2 separate regions of the Homo sapiens genome follow, and region 2 is linked to region 1. A link is a contact called in ENCODE Hi-C or POLR2A ChIA-PET data. All regions are on one chromosome and are shown on one strand. The core of a region is the stretch at or near the end of the contact, and the rest is flanking DNA. Distances in the headings are between cores, read along the strand shown.

Region 1 (6,589 bases), core at 3,330-5,829:
GTAAATACACCTTCAAGCCACTTCCCTTCAACCCAGATACCACCCACCCCTCAGCCCCTGTTTACATAGAGACTCAGGAGCCATGGGGGAGAGCCATGTGCTGGGCACTGTCTGCCCTTCGATAGCCCAGGGTTTCTCAATGTTAGCACTATTGACACTTTGAGCTGGATAATTCTTTGTGGCCAGGCTGTCCTGTGCATTGTAGGATGTTTGGCAGCATCCTGGCCTCTTTCTACCCACTAGATGCCAGTAGAATATGTGCACATGCACATGCCCATGCCCATGTGCGCACACACACATACACCCCAAGTTGTGACGACTAAAAATATCTCCAGACATTGCCAGGTGTCCTGTGCTGGGGCTGGGGGGTAAAACTGTCCCTGTTTGAGAACCACTGATACAGTCCTATAAAAGCCACAGCCACAGAGAAGCCAGGACACACAATCTTACCTCCCACCTCCGCAAAGGTCTGGGAGGACCAAGGCCTGGAGGTCCCACAGTGGGGCCCCCTACGGTTAGGTGTAGGAGCTGCAAATGAGGAGGCAAAGGAGGCCAATTCTGTTTCCTTAGGTGGGTGTAAATCTTCCCTCTTGCAGATGGAAAGAAAATGGGATCTAGGTGGCTTCTAGCTGGGAGGTACCTTCAAACTTAGGAGACCAAGAGGGTACAGGGGCAGCCTTCTCCAGCACCCAGTGGCCTTGGCCTCGGTTAGAGGGCATAAGAGGACACCAAGACTCATGGGAGCCCAGTCCAGCCCAGAGGGAAGAGGGCCAGATAGGATTCAGAGCTGAAGCCCTGGCCAAAGCAGAGAGAACACCCTTACTTCATAGAGCCTCAGGGTACAAGAACATCAGCAGCCCCTCTGTTCTCAGGAAGCAAGTGGGATCTGTACTTGGTCATAAAAAGAAGCCCATTACCCTTTACATAAAATAACATCCTGATCATTTAGCGCTATTAATGTGTAAAATGCACATACCCTTGACCTAGCAGGTACATTGCTATGAGTGTATTTTATGGCTATACCAGCACAAGTGCTCGGGGTCTACAGAGGGGCTGTGGCATACTAATCCAGAGTGCAGCCTTGGGTTGGGGCCTGGCTGCCTGGGTTCAAGTCCCAGATCTACCACCTACCAGGTATGTGATCTTGGGAAAGTTATTGACCTCTTTGCAACAGAGTTCCTTCATTGTGACATACAGGCAGTAAAAGGACCTATCTCTTGGGCTGCTACAAAGATTATGTAACTTACCATATTCCAACAACATAGTCTGTGGTCAATAAATGCTAGCTAAAAATCTGGGAATTTAAATGCCAATCATTGGTTAAATACATGTGACATATCCATTCTGTGAAATACTGGGTAGCCATTGAAAGAAATGAAGTAGAACGCTATCTACTTAAGCCGGGCGCAGGTTGCTCACGCCTGTAATCCCAGCACCTTGGGAGGCTGAGGCGGGTGGATCACCTGAGGTCAGGAGTCCTAGACCAGCCTAACCAACATGGAGAAACTCCGTTTCTACTTTAAAAAAATACAAAATGAGCCGGGCGTGTTGGCGCATGCCTGTAATTCCAGCTACTTGGGAGGCTGAGGCAGAATTGCTTGAACCCTGGAGGCGCAGGTTGTGGTAAGCCAAGATCGCACCATTGCACTCCGGCATGGGCAACAAGAACGAAACCCTGCCTCAAAAAAAAAAAGAACTATATCTACTTAAATAAGTAGAGCGTATTTAATAATAAGTAATAAATATGAATATATATATAATAGAAAAATTGTGCTAAATTTTATAATATAGATGATACACATGCAGAAAAGTATATATCATTTGAGCTTATTTGCATATAAAAAGAGCTATGTATAAATAGCTATGTGACTTTAACTGCACAGAAAGTTTCTAGATCCCTCAAGAAGCTCATTATATCTAGGGAGTGGGACTGGAGGACCAGGGAACTTTTGCTTTCTCCTTTGATATTGTTTTGAGTCTCCTACTATGAGTATGTATTTTTATTTATTTATTTAGCGACAAAGAGTCTCACTTTGTCACCCAGGATGGAGTGCAGTGGTGTGATCTCAGCTCACTGCAACCTCTGCCTCCTGGGTTCATGCAATTCTCGTGCCTCAGTCTCCCGAGTAGCTGGGACTACAGGTACGCTCCATCACGCCTGGCTAATTTTTGCATTTTTAGTAGCGACAGGGTTTCACTATGTTGGCCAGGCTGGTCTTGAACTCCTGACCTCAAGTGATCTGCCCACCTCAGCCTCCCAAAGTACTGGGATTATAGGCATGAGCCACCGTGCCCGGTCTATTTTTTTTTTAATAATAATATTCATCTTTTGAATGAGATAAATCTATCTCATTCATTCATTTCCGCTGCTGTGGAAAATTTTTCAAGATTTCTTATTAATTTTTTTAAGTGGCAGAATATGAGTAATATAATACAAGCCATAGGAACGAATCTCCATTCACAAATCCAGGTGTGCAAGAAATCAAATTTTAGTCTATAACTCAACTCATTGATTATGGTAAGCTTCAATCCTGACAATAGAAAACTTAATTTCAGGTATGTCTGAATTCTCCAGAATATTCAGAAGTGCCAGGCATGAGGCTGCCGATGAAGTCAGCAGAGGCCAGGTCTGGCAGCAGAGGCAGCCAGGAACCTTGGATCAGGTTGCCTGTGTCTTCACGGCCTAGTCCAACCTTGTCCAACCCACAGCCTGTGGGCCGCATGCAGCCCAGGACAGCTTTGAATGTGGCCCAATGCAAATTTGTAAACTTTCTTAAAACATTATGAAATGTTTTTGTGTGTTTTTTTTTTTTTAAGTTCATCAACTATTGTGTTAGTGTATTTTAGGTGTGGCCCAGACAATGCTTCTTCTTCCAATGTGGCCCAGGGAAGCCAAAAGACTGGACACCCCTGGCTAGCCCTACCATATGACTGCCTCCTTCTGGGATTGTAGTCCTGCCCCCAGCCAGCCTGGGGAGGACAGGGCTAAAAGGGTTGGGGTCCTTTCCACTCCCAAGGAAATCCTTCTTCCATCGTTTCCAGTCAAGGCATTCAGTCTGTGCAAGAGAATCCTCATCCTTTGATGAGCCACTCAGCAAATCCTGGAGTTGCCCTAAATGCTTAAGCTTTCAGCACACAAAAGCCAGAGATGCCTGAAGATAAATTCAGTTTTCTAACCTGAAAAGCTGCTCTGGAGGTAATGAGCTCCATAAATGTGAGGGCAGAAAAAGAGAAAATTCAGGAGAGAAAAAAATTAATTTCTCAGATACTATCCCTGCCACTCACATGTGTAAATGCAAAGCAAAAAGTGTAAACATTTCCACCAAATAATTAACAGTGCCTACCTGTATGGTAGGCTTTAGGATGGGGGAAGGGGTGCAAGAAGAGCATTTATATACTTGTCTATATATTTCCAAACTGTTTGGATTTTTAAATGATGAAGCTGTATTCAGCACTGCTTATATAATTTATTGTCTTATTTATTTATTTATTTATTTATTTATTTATTTTAGAGATGGAGTCTTGCTCTGTTGCCCAGGCTGGAGTGCAGTGGCACGATCTTGGCTCACTGCAACCTCCGCCTCCTGGGTTCAAGCGATTCTCCTGCCTCAGCCTCCCGAGTAGCTGGGATTACAGGCATGCACCACCATGCCCAGCTAATTTTTGTATTTTTTAGTGGAGGCAGGGTTTACCATGTTGGCCAGGCTGGTCTCAAACTCCTGGCTTCAGGTGATCCACCCGCCTCGGCCTCCCAAAGTGCTGGGATTACAGGCGTGAGCCACCACACCTGGCCATAACTTACTATCTTAAATAAATAAATACCCACACATCCTTTGCCTCCAGGGGGACAATGCAGGCCACATCTGTCTAGTTGGCTGGTGGGCAGACCTTTGGGAAGCCTATTTTCATGAGGGGTAGAAAGGTTCTGAAGGAAATAACTCTTTCTAAGGGAAGAAGGAAAACAGGCACAACAAGCTGACCCAGAGACAGTTGCGTTCAACAGCAAGAACTGATTCTGGGCTGGACTGGTATTTGTAATTTAGATGTATCTGTAGGGCGAAGCCCCACGGCTCTATAAGGCAATGCAGGGACCAGCAGCCCCACAGCACTGCTGCTATAGGAGTGTCCGTGACTCCCAGCAGGTATGGGGTGCCTGATGGGTGTGGCCGTGTCCAGCAAAACTGATAGCTACATGGGGTGTGGTAGGGGCAAAGGGAAGTCACAGAGCTGGAGGAGGGGAAAAGACGAAAAGGTAATGGTAATTGTCTAACCTTGTCCACTAGCACAGGAGAGTCACACACCCTGGGGATGCCCAAAATGCTCATGGGATGAGGGTATGTGAACTAGACAGGGGTCTAGTTCCCACACTGTCAAGTAGGGGCACGGGAGATACACAAGTGGAAAAGCTCTAAGGACGTGATAAGGGCACAAGAGTCCAGGTGTGTGTACAGGTGGGAAGCACAAGAGAGGGAGCCACAAAGTCTACAGGGGAGGGGCCAGGAAGGTCTCCTGAACAGCTGACGTGGGGTGATTCACAGTTGGATAGATAGGCAGTAGGGATTTGCGTGGCAAGGGTGGAGGGCACAAGGAACTGCATGTGCAAAGGCCTGGAGCTGAGAGAGTGAGCAAGCAGCGTTGGGGGGAACTGAAAGCAGTTCAAGCTGATGACAATGAATACAGGGGAGTGGCAGACAACGAGGCCACAAAGGTTGTGTTTCATGATAAGGAATTTGGACTTGATCCTGCAGGCAGTGGTGAAGCTCACAAGAGAAGTATTTAACAGGGAAATTAAATGATCAAACTTTCCAGTAACGTTTTTCACCACAACACTCCCATCTCTTTTAGTTAACTCCCACCCAGGCTGCAGTCTGAACATGAGAGCTGCTTCCTCCAGGAAGTGCTCCCTGAACACCCTCAGACTCAGCCCTCAGTCAAAACTTCTAGGGGTTCCCAAGCACCTCTGCCATCTTTCCCCACTGCACTGGGTCCTAATGACCTGTGCCCTGTCCTTTTCTCTCCTCCTTCATATGCTGTGAGTGCTGGAGGTCAGGACAGTATCTGTTATGTCCTATGTTGTATTCCCACAGCCTGCACAGAGCCTGGTATGGTAAGTACTCGATATGTATTTACTTAATGAAAAACACATTATCCTTAGCAAACTAATGCAGGAACAGAAAACCAACTACCACATGTTCTCACTTACAAGTGGGAGCTAAATGATGAGAACTCATGAACACAGAGGGGAGCAATACACACTGGGACCTCCTTGAGGGTGGAGGGTGGGGGGTGTGGGAAAAGGGAAAGGAGCAAAAAAAATAACTCTTGGGTACTAGGCTTAGTACCTGAGTGATGAAATAATCTGTACAACAAACCCCTGTGACACGAGTTTAACTATATAACAAACTTGCACATGTACCCCTGAACCTAAATTAAAAGTTAAAAAAAAAAAGTGTGAGAAGATAACTCTTGTGGTTTCCAACCAGAACTGTAGAGTACAGGTTGAAAACAGGGGGCAGGGGGCCAGGGAGAAGACCCTTGCAATCGTTTAGGTGAGAAGGGATGAGCGCCTGAGCTGAGGCAGTGGTGGTGGGGCTGGAGAGCAGGGAGAGATTGGGAAAATGTTTAGGAGGCAGAACTGATAGGCCAGGTGAGCAGATGAGGGAAGGGAGGGAGCCAGATAAGGGGAGGAGGACTCCTGGGATTCTGGCTTAAGCATTTGAGCAGATGATGGATTAACCAAGACTGTCTATTCTGGAAGAGGAAGCAATGTGTAGGGGAAGACGAAGAAACCAGTTTAGACATGCTGACTTTGACTTGCCTGTAAAGCATATAGGTGGAAAGGTCTCAGGTGGAACCACAAAACTGGAGCCCGGGACAGACATCTGGATTGAAGATAGAGATTTGGGAGCTGTCAGCCTGCAGGTGATGGTTAAAGACCAGGGAGGAAATAAGATCATCCAGGGAAAGGAGGAGGAGACGAAACAAGAAGAATGCCAACCTGTAAAGAGTGAGGGGAAGAGGAGCCACGGAGAGAAAGGGAGGCATGAGAGAGGGAGGAAAAGCAGGAGCTGAAAGCAGCATCACCGCTAAGGGAGAAGCAGCTTCGGGGGCTAGCAAACAGGGTCCAACAGTGTGAAGAAACAGAGCCTGCCCAGGCCTCCCTTTACAACTGAGGAAAATGAGGCCGAGGGAGGCTGATGGAGGGTGCTGGAGGCATGTGCTATTAGTACCCATGGTCGTATAGGCCATGGCTCTCAAATTATGATCCCTGGACTCCTGGGTCCCCAAGACCCTTCCCGGGGGATCCAAGAGATCAACATCATTTTTTTTTTTTTTTGAGATGAGTCTCGCTCTGTGGCCCAGGGTGGAGTGCAGTAGTGCAATCTCGGCTCACTGCAAGCTCCGCCTCCCGGGTTCATGCCATGCTCCTGCCTCAGCCTCCCGAGTAGCTGGGACTACAGGCACCCGCCACCACGCCCGGCTAATTTTTTGTATTTTTAGTAGAGACAGGGTTTTACCGTGTTCGCCAGAATGGTCTCAATCTCCCAACCTCATGATCCGCCCACCTCGGCCTCCCAAAGTGCTGGGA
Region 2 (7,345 bases), core at 2,091-4,590, 34 kb after region 1:
GCCCCAAGGGTGGGGCTTGTCTACGGAGAATGCTGCTTACTGGATGCTCAAAGAACATACCTAAGGACATGGTCCATCCATATTTAAGGTCATGGTCAAAGCTGAGCCTTTCCATCTAGTTTATGATTAGCTAAGCCAACTGAGATCAGCCAACTAATGATCTCACTCACGACAATAAAGACACATACATGAGGGTCTCAAGAGGACCTAGTAATTTCTTCATCAGAAGTCTTAGAGATTTCTTTCAGGTGGTCTTTCCCCAGCTGTGCTGGTTGGGAATGGCATGCAGGGGAAGTAACTGGCTTGCTCTTTGGTTACTAGCTAAGCCAACTTCCATTCCTGGTACGTGGTCACCCACCCAGTCGGATTTAAATGGCGACCCACCTGTAACACCGCCCTGCCCACAGAGCATGAGCTTATCTCCATTCAAGGATTGAAAAAAAAATTATAGTCTGGACTGCCCACAAGATATAGAAGAGAAATTTAATAGGGAAAGGAGAAAATTTATGTCATACTCATTCCATAAAAATGAGCTACATCCCATCTGGCACTGATCCCCATGTGTAACATCAAAATCCTGAACTAGCAGTTAAACTTGAGACTGATGCTGAGATGAATATAGTCCCAGAGTAGAAGGAAGGGTGCTCAGGAGCACTCTAGAGAAATTCTGAGAGGTCCAATCTAGGGAAGAGAGCCTCAGAGAAGCCCTCCTATCTTGTATCCAGAAGCCAGTGACGACCATGGCCGTGATGGCACCATTGCATTTACCACTTCCTGTTTCCATTGGGAAGAAGAGGATTCAAAGTGGAAGAAAGAATGCAGAATTCTTCCTTCCTCCCTATTTTAGAGTTCCACTGCGGATTAGAGCTATCCTTATGCAGACACACAGGAAATAGTGATTACTACCTTCATCTGGAATTTCAGATGAAGGTAATAGTAACATTATCTTCATCTGGAATTACTCTATTTGATGTCCATTCCTTTGGGATAAAGATTCACTCTTTCCAAAACTGTATTCCACCAAACACATATTCTGTAAGATTTTAATAAATATTCCTTCAGAAAAAAAAAATGGATCTCTAGTTAAATACGTTTGAAAAATGTTATATATTCTATTTCCCTTTTGGAGTTTTATAATGCATATTAAAAGCTCTTTTTGAGGTGCAGGCAGCTGGACAGCTAACATGAAATCCAGGGCAAGAGCTCAACAAAGCTAAGAGCCTTGTTCCAGAAGGCAGCAGGACAGACTAGCATGGCATCTAATTAGCGCAAAGAGCACTAGGCGAAGTTCAAGGTGGTCAACACAGGGAGATCTGTGCATGGACAGAACTCTACCTACTAAAGCCTAGATGCAAGAAAAGGCTCTAGTATCAGATAAGTGACCTGGCCAGGGAAAGTGTGGAAAGTCCCTGGTGAGGGACTGACAGCAGGGCTTTAGTCCTGGACAGGGTTAGGAAGTCCAGGCAGAGGAACAAGACAAAGTTTGTACTTCTAGGTAAAAGCCAAAATAAAGGTGAGATGGAGGGAAAGCAGAAACTGATAGGCAGAGAGCTGTCATTCAGGGCATAGAACACATGCCCAGGAGTTCTTCCCTACTGGAGACACTGGCTCTAATATCCTAGTGATCAGCAGATCCTGCTTTCCACTAGACCTCGTGTATGAGGCTGCAGGGGTTGAGGGGAGAGGAAACGGTGTAGGATGTTCAGAAATCTCAAGTAGTGCTGATTCCATTAAGGTAGGGGGTACAGACCTTGCCAAACTTTGGGGGATAGGGAGGACAGGCCATTCCTAGGCTGCCCACTAGGGAAATGTGTCCAAAAAAATTAGCTAGAACCCAAGAGGCCTCAGTGAAGCTAAAAGTCTGGATCAAAAATAAAGTGCTCCAGACTTAGAATAGGAATATGGACAGTGAAATTGAACCTCAGGGTGGAGGCATCTATAAACCCAATTGTAAGGAGTTCAGAAAGGCACTGAGATTTGAGTTGCCTCTGTAAAATATGCCCTTGGGGGAGAAAACGCTGTGAGAATTCTAATCATAAAGGCAGTTAGAGAACACTGGTGAATGAAAGATGATGCCAAGTCAACTAGGAAGGGTCTCTCTTTGGAAGAACTCAGGCCAAAAAAGCTGTATGCCTTCTTTGGGAGGCCGAGGCGGGTGTATCACCTGAGGTCAGGAGTTCAAGACCAGCCTGGCCAACATGGTGAAACCCCATCTCCACTAAAAATACAAAAATTAGCTGGGCGTGGTGGTGCGCGCCTGTAATCCCAGCTACTTGGGACGCTAAGGCAGGAAAATCACTTGAACCCAGGAGGTGGAAGTTGCAGTGAGCCAAGATTGCTCTACTGCACTCCAGCCTGGGTGGCAGAGTAAGACAGAGTCTCGCATTTAAAAAAAAAAAAGTTGTATGTCTTAATCACAGGGACTATCTTTGCAGCTTCTGGATCAGCTCTTTTGGCTCCACAAAATTAGTGGACAAGGGGGAACTGCACCTTTGCATGGATACCCCAAGTGCTTTGTCATCGCTTTTTGCATGGCTTATTTTGCTTTCTGGTAAATTTCTTAGCATAGCTCATTGGGAAATTGAGACCAGAAGTTGTCCGTGACCACCAGCCACAAAGGAAATGCCCTGCCCTTGTTGCCACTGGTGGCCTCTTTTGCGCCACCATTTTGCATCATTTCTTGGAAGCTGTGCCTCCCCCTTCTAAGATCTGTGACAGTCTTTGTCTCAGTACATCACAGTAAACCACAGACCCAAAGGTCCAGCACTCCTGGTTACATTATAGCTGTCAGCTGCTCTCCAGACAACATTGTGCCTCCATCCGAACATGCTGGTGGGCTATCTACTCAGCACAACCTCTTTTGGGGTCATGGGCCTCCATAACCAGCACTGTCAGCTGCTTGTCTTTTCTCAGACAAAACTGTGAAGGAAACCAAGTATTTCTTTAGAGACCCAGCATCTCTCTTCAAGGCCTTTATCTCAAACTCATTGGTGTCTCCTTCTTGTCCCTGCAACTAGGGGCACAGTGCCTTCTCCTCCCTATCCCTTCCTCAGTCTGGTTCTCAGAAATCAATCTTATAAACTCATTCATACTTCCAGTTAACATGACCAAAATGTTTCACAATCAAAACTCTTCCTGGAGTCTCTTCATTTTTAATAGGGTCTCAAAGATTTAAATCAAGAAAAAGAAATTTCAATTGTGGGATCCCAAGCAATAGCAAACAGCTAGGGCAAGTTTTTGAGGGGCAGGACACATTCTTGGTCCCCTGAAATTATACCACTTGACAGACCAGCTCTTTTTATTCCATCACCTGACACCTTCAAGCCATCTCTTCTGCTAGCCCAGGGGCCAGGATCCCTGGATGTGTGCCAGCACCCACTGCTATCTGGTCTCCCTTGGAGAAGAAAAAAGGAGACACCTAATGTTTTGTTTTGTTTTTCTGAGACAGAGTTCCACTCTTGTTGCCCAGGCTAGAGTGCAATGACACGATCTCGGCTCACGGCAACCACCGCCTCGCGGATTCAGGCGATTCTCCTGCCACAGCCTCCCAAGTGGCTGGGATCACAGGCATGAGCCACCACGCCCAGCTAATTTTGTATTTTTAGTAGAGACGGGGTTTCTCCATGTTGGTCAGGCTGGTCTCAAACTCCCAACCTCAGGTGATCCGCCCACCTCGGCCTCCCAAAGTGCTGGGATTCCGGGCGTGAGCCACCACGCCTGGCTGAGACACCTCTTATTTACTCAGTAATCATTCACTGCAGTAGTCACACAACAGGTGCCACCAGCTCCAGTACATGCAGTGAGGATACACCACACCCTCACCTCTGGCCCCATCACACCTGACTTTGTGAGCCACATCAACAGATTTTATGTAGATGATAGGACAGAGCCACTTAAGCAGTAAACCAATTACCAGTGGTGTTTTGACACGTGTGGCCTATGCTGTGATGAAGAACAAAGGCTTTTTGAAATCCTCACCTACAGCCAATTGGTATCTTTCCCACATATGTTGCTGCAGCATCTCTATATATAGAATCTAGTATTCTATAAACAGAATGTTCTGGCTAAACACGTCCCAACAAGCAAAATCGCAAGGTGGGTAAAAATGGCATCTCATCACCCTTCTTTCTCCTACCCTCCTTTCCTAAATCTCACCAGGGACAGAAAAGCTCTGTGAAAACAGCATGGGCTCTGGCGTTGTACAGACTTGAGGAGAAATAAATCCTAGCTCAGCCTTTTTATTAGCTGTGTGACCTTGGGCAAGTTACATAACTTCTTTGACTTTCAGCTTGCCCATGTGCAAAAAATGGGAATACTTTATTGGTTTGTATTACAATTAAATAATGTATGAAAGCATCTAATACATGCCTGGCTCTCAAGGGACACAAGTTTCTGTTATCCATCTAAATTATCATGTACCTGGTATCCTCAAGCTATCAAAGCCAAAGTGTGTGCCCCACACAAATATTCCTTTCCTTTCCTAAACCCTACTGAAGCTGCCATCCCCTCTAAGAGCTGATCTAATCACACTGTTAAAAGGAATGCAATTCTGATGAAACGAATTCAAGTAAAACATAAACAACATTGCTGGGTTTCCATATTAACTCTGGGGGCGGGCGGTTTCTGCATTTAAAAAAGCCTGGTTGGGAGGCCGAGGTGGGTGGATCACTTGAGGTCAGGAGTTCGAGACTAGCCTGGCCAACATGGTGAAACCCTGTCTCTACTAAAAACACAAAAATTAGCCAGGCATGGTGGCACGCACCTATAATTCCAGCTACTTGGGAGGCTGAGGTGAGAGAATCGCTTAAACCCAGAGGCAGAGGTTGCAGTGAGCCGAGATCACACCACTGCACTCCAATCTGGGCAATAGAGCGAGACTCTAAAAAAGCCTGGAAATTCAAATGAGAGGCAGGACGTGTAATGGTGAAGCTCTCCTAAAGGACAGGAGACCAGTGTTCACCTTTTCCCCTGCAAGCACAGCCTCTTTCACTCTCTCTGCAGAAGATGAGAAACCAATCAGAGCTACAGAACATCAGCTCAGATTGCTGAATGTCACACCTCAAATCAACAACAGGTCCAGAATAGAACTTGGAGCCTTGGCTACCCCTCCTGCTCTAGTCAGCACATGTCACTTCCTTACCCAGGAAGATGTGGTGTTTTGTTTTTTGTTTTTTCCCTAGGAGGTTTCCAACACTATTTTAAACTCTTTGGACTCAAGCAACAGGATCTGACTATGGTCACAGCCTTGAAACAGTGTGCAGGAGGCCTGGACCTTACTTCTAGCATCACGCCTTTCTTTAAATGGTCTCAACAAGGCCCAGATTAACACAGGTGGTAGAATGGACCTATGTCTTGACTTGTCTCTTAGTGATCCAGGAAGGAGGATCACAGAGAAATTTCTAGGCTTCCCACATACAGGATCACAGAAGCAGATTATTAAGGCTAAAATCAGCCTAAGTATAATCACCTGACACATGTGCTATGCTGACTATAAATCACAATTCAGGATGGGAGTTCTTATTATTAGGTACTCTTTGGCGGTATGCATGTTCTCCTTTGCTTTCCTGGCAAGACCCTAGGAAGCCAAGGGCACTAGCTCAGGCTGGGGTCTGAGAAGCCAAACACCCCTGGGGGAGGGAGGGTGGTCGAAAAGGCTGGCTGGCAGCTTCAGCAGGTGGTATAAAGGGGAACTGAAGGTGAAGTCTAGGGTGAGGGAAGTACTGGTCCAGGCAGGATTACTCAACAGCATGTGCTCAGGGAACTGGCAAAACAAGAACAACAACAACAACAAATATTTTAAGTTACTTTATATTTATGAAAGTGGTAACCAAGGTAAAAATCAGAATTTTGCTGCATTTTCTTTATATTTTGCTAGGTTTCTTTATACTTGTTTTGCATTTACGCTGTTTTTAAAATACATACGGAGGGATGAAAGTATGAGGGACATAATAATTTTTCTATTGCTTAAGACTATTAAACAAATTCTTAATCTGGCCCCTGACTTCAGGAAGAAGCAAGGAAAACCAAGAGTTTGAACTTTCCAGGTCAATATTCATTTCTTCATTCAATAAATATTTCTTGAGGTGTTAGTAAGCATCAGGCCTTTGCTCAGTCCTGGGATACAGCAGCAAACAAAAGAGATGTGGTTCCTGGAGTTCAGTTTAGTGAGAGTGGGTAAGAACAAGAACAGGATCTAAAGCCAAAGGTCTATATTGGAAAACAGGCAAGATTCCACAGCCAGCAATTAAATGCCAACAGAAAAGCCCAGGGGCATGCAAGAAGCTATTCAGGAAGATGAGCTGGTTCAGAAAATGCTCTCATCCCCTCACTCACTTTGACAGGGGAGACAGCCACTGTGGTGGGTTGAATTCATCAATGTAAGTGCCCTCACAGCCAATGCCACCATGAAACTGCCCGTTCTCTGTTCACAGCCATGTAACTATATAAGCTATGTGCAAGATCTTGAAAGCTCCAAAGAAAAACACAAAATTGTCTACTGACAGAAATTCTAGAAGGTACAGCACGCCAAAAGTGGGAAGTATAAAACCAACTACCAGAGGCAGCTGGGGGATCCTCCCCCGACATAGTCACTACACTTCTCTGACACTGCATGAAAAGTAAAAATAGCAAAGGGAAAATAAAGGGGAGAGGGGAAGAGGGATTGGAGAAGAGATCAGGTGAGATGGTCAGGCTACAGTCAGAAGCCTCCCGAGAGGAGTTTCTGATTTACAGTATGAAGCAGGCAAAACATTAAGAAAGGCTATGGCCTGGTGTGTTAGAAAAACAAGTCATAGGCCAGGCGTGGTGACTCATGCCTGTAATCCCAGCACTTTGGGAGGCTAAGGCAGGTGGATCACAAGGTCAAGAGATCGAGACCATCCTGGCCAACATGGTGAAATGCCGTCTCTACTAAAAGCACAAAAATTAGCTGGGCGTGGTGGCGTGTGCCTGTAATCCCAGCTACTCAGGAGGCTGAGGCAGGAGAATTGCTTAAATCCGGGAGGCAGAGGTTGCAGTGAGCCGAGATCGCGCCACTGCACTCCAGCCTGGTGACAGAGCGAGACTCCATCTCAAAAAAAAAAAAAAAAAAAAAAAAGAGGCAAGGCATGGTGGCTCACCCCTGTAATCCCAGCATTTTGGGAGGCCGAGGCGGGCAGATCACGAGGTCAGGAGATCGAGACCATCCTGGCTAACACAGTGAAACCCCATCTCTACTAAAAATACAAAAAATTAGCCGGGCGTGGTGGCAGGTGCCTGTAGTCCCAGCTACTTGGGAGGCTGAGGCAGGAGAATGGCGTGAACCCAGGAAGCAAAGGTTGCAGTGAGCCGAGATCGCACCACTGCA

Evidence for each region. Hi-C counts contacts between places; a loop is a spot of excess contacts on that map. ChIA-PET counts read pairs that join two places held with the same protein, here RNA polymerase II (POLR2A). Pooled maps may share reads with other maps.
Region 2: a map of CD8-positive, alpha-beta T cell shows a loop between it and region 1 (13-fold over the local background). The contact joins two enhancer-like sites. A Hi-C loop is called at or near these places in 4 of 168 maps with a recorded cell type or tissue (CD8-positive, alpha-beta T cell, gastrocnemius medialis, stomach and 1 more) and 2 of 50 pooled maps. POLR2A ChIA-PET finds 5 or more read pairs at or near these places in 12 of 52 experiments (BJ, H1, HEK293 and 9 more).

Annotation. Positions count from the first base shown.
Region 1 is chr2:70,005,837-70,012,425 of GRCh38, forward strand. All of the region lies in intron 7 of PCBP1-AS1 (PCBP1 antisense RNA 1), which reads right to left. It also overlaps a transcript of ASPRV1 not described here. Among named protein-coding and RNA genes, the nearest start is that of ASPRV1, 48 kb to the left of the region's middle. RefSeq lists an enhancer at 4,716-4,785. Within about 2 kb of position 4,580, at least 7 of the 41 ENCODE cell types and tissues checked have a DNase peak (open chromatin) inside an H3K27ac peak, as active enhancers do.
Region 2 is chr2:70,041,036-70,048,380 of GRCh38, forward strand. The region is part of intron 6 of PCBP1-AS1 (PCBP1 antisense RNA 1); the gene reads right to left. It also overlaps a transcript of ASPRV1 not described here. Among named protein-coding and RNA genes, the nearest start is that of PCBP1-AS1, 42 kb to the right of the region's middle. Within about 2 kb of position 3,341, at least 6 of the 41 ENCODE cell types and tissues checked have a DNase peak (open chromatin) inside an H3K27ac peak, as active enhancers do.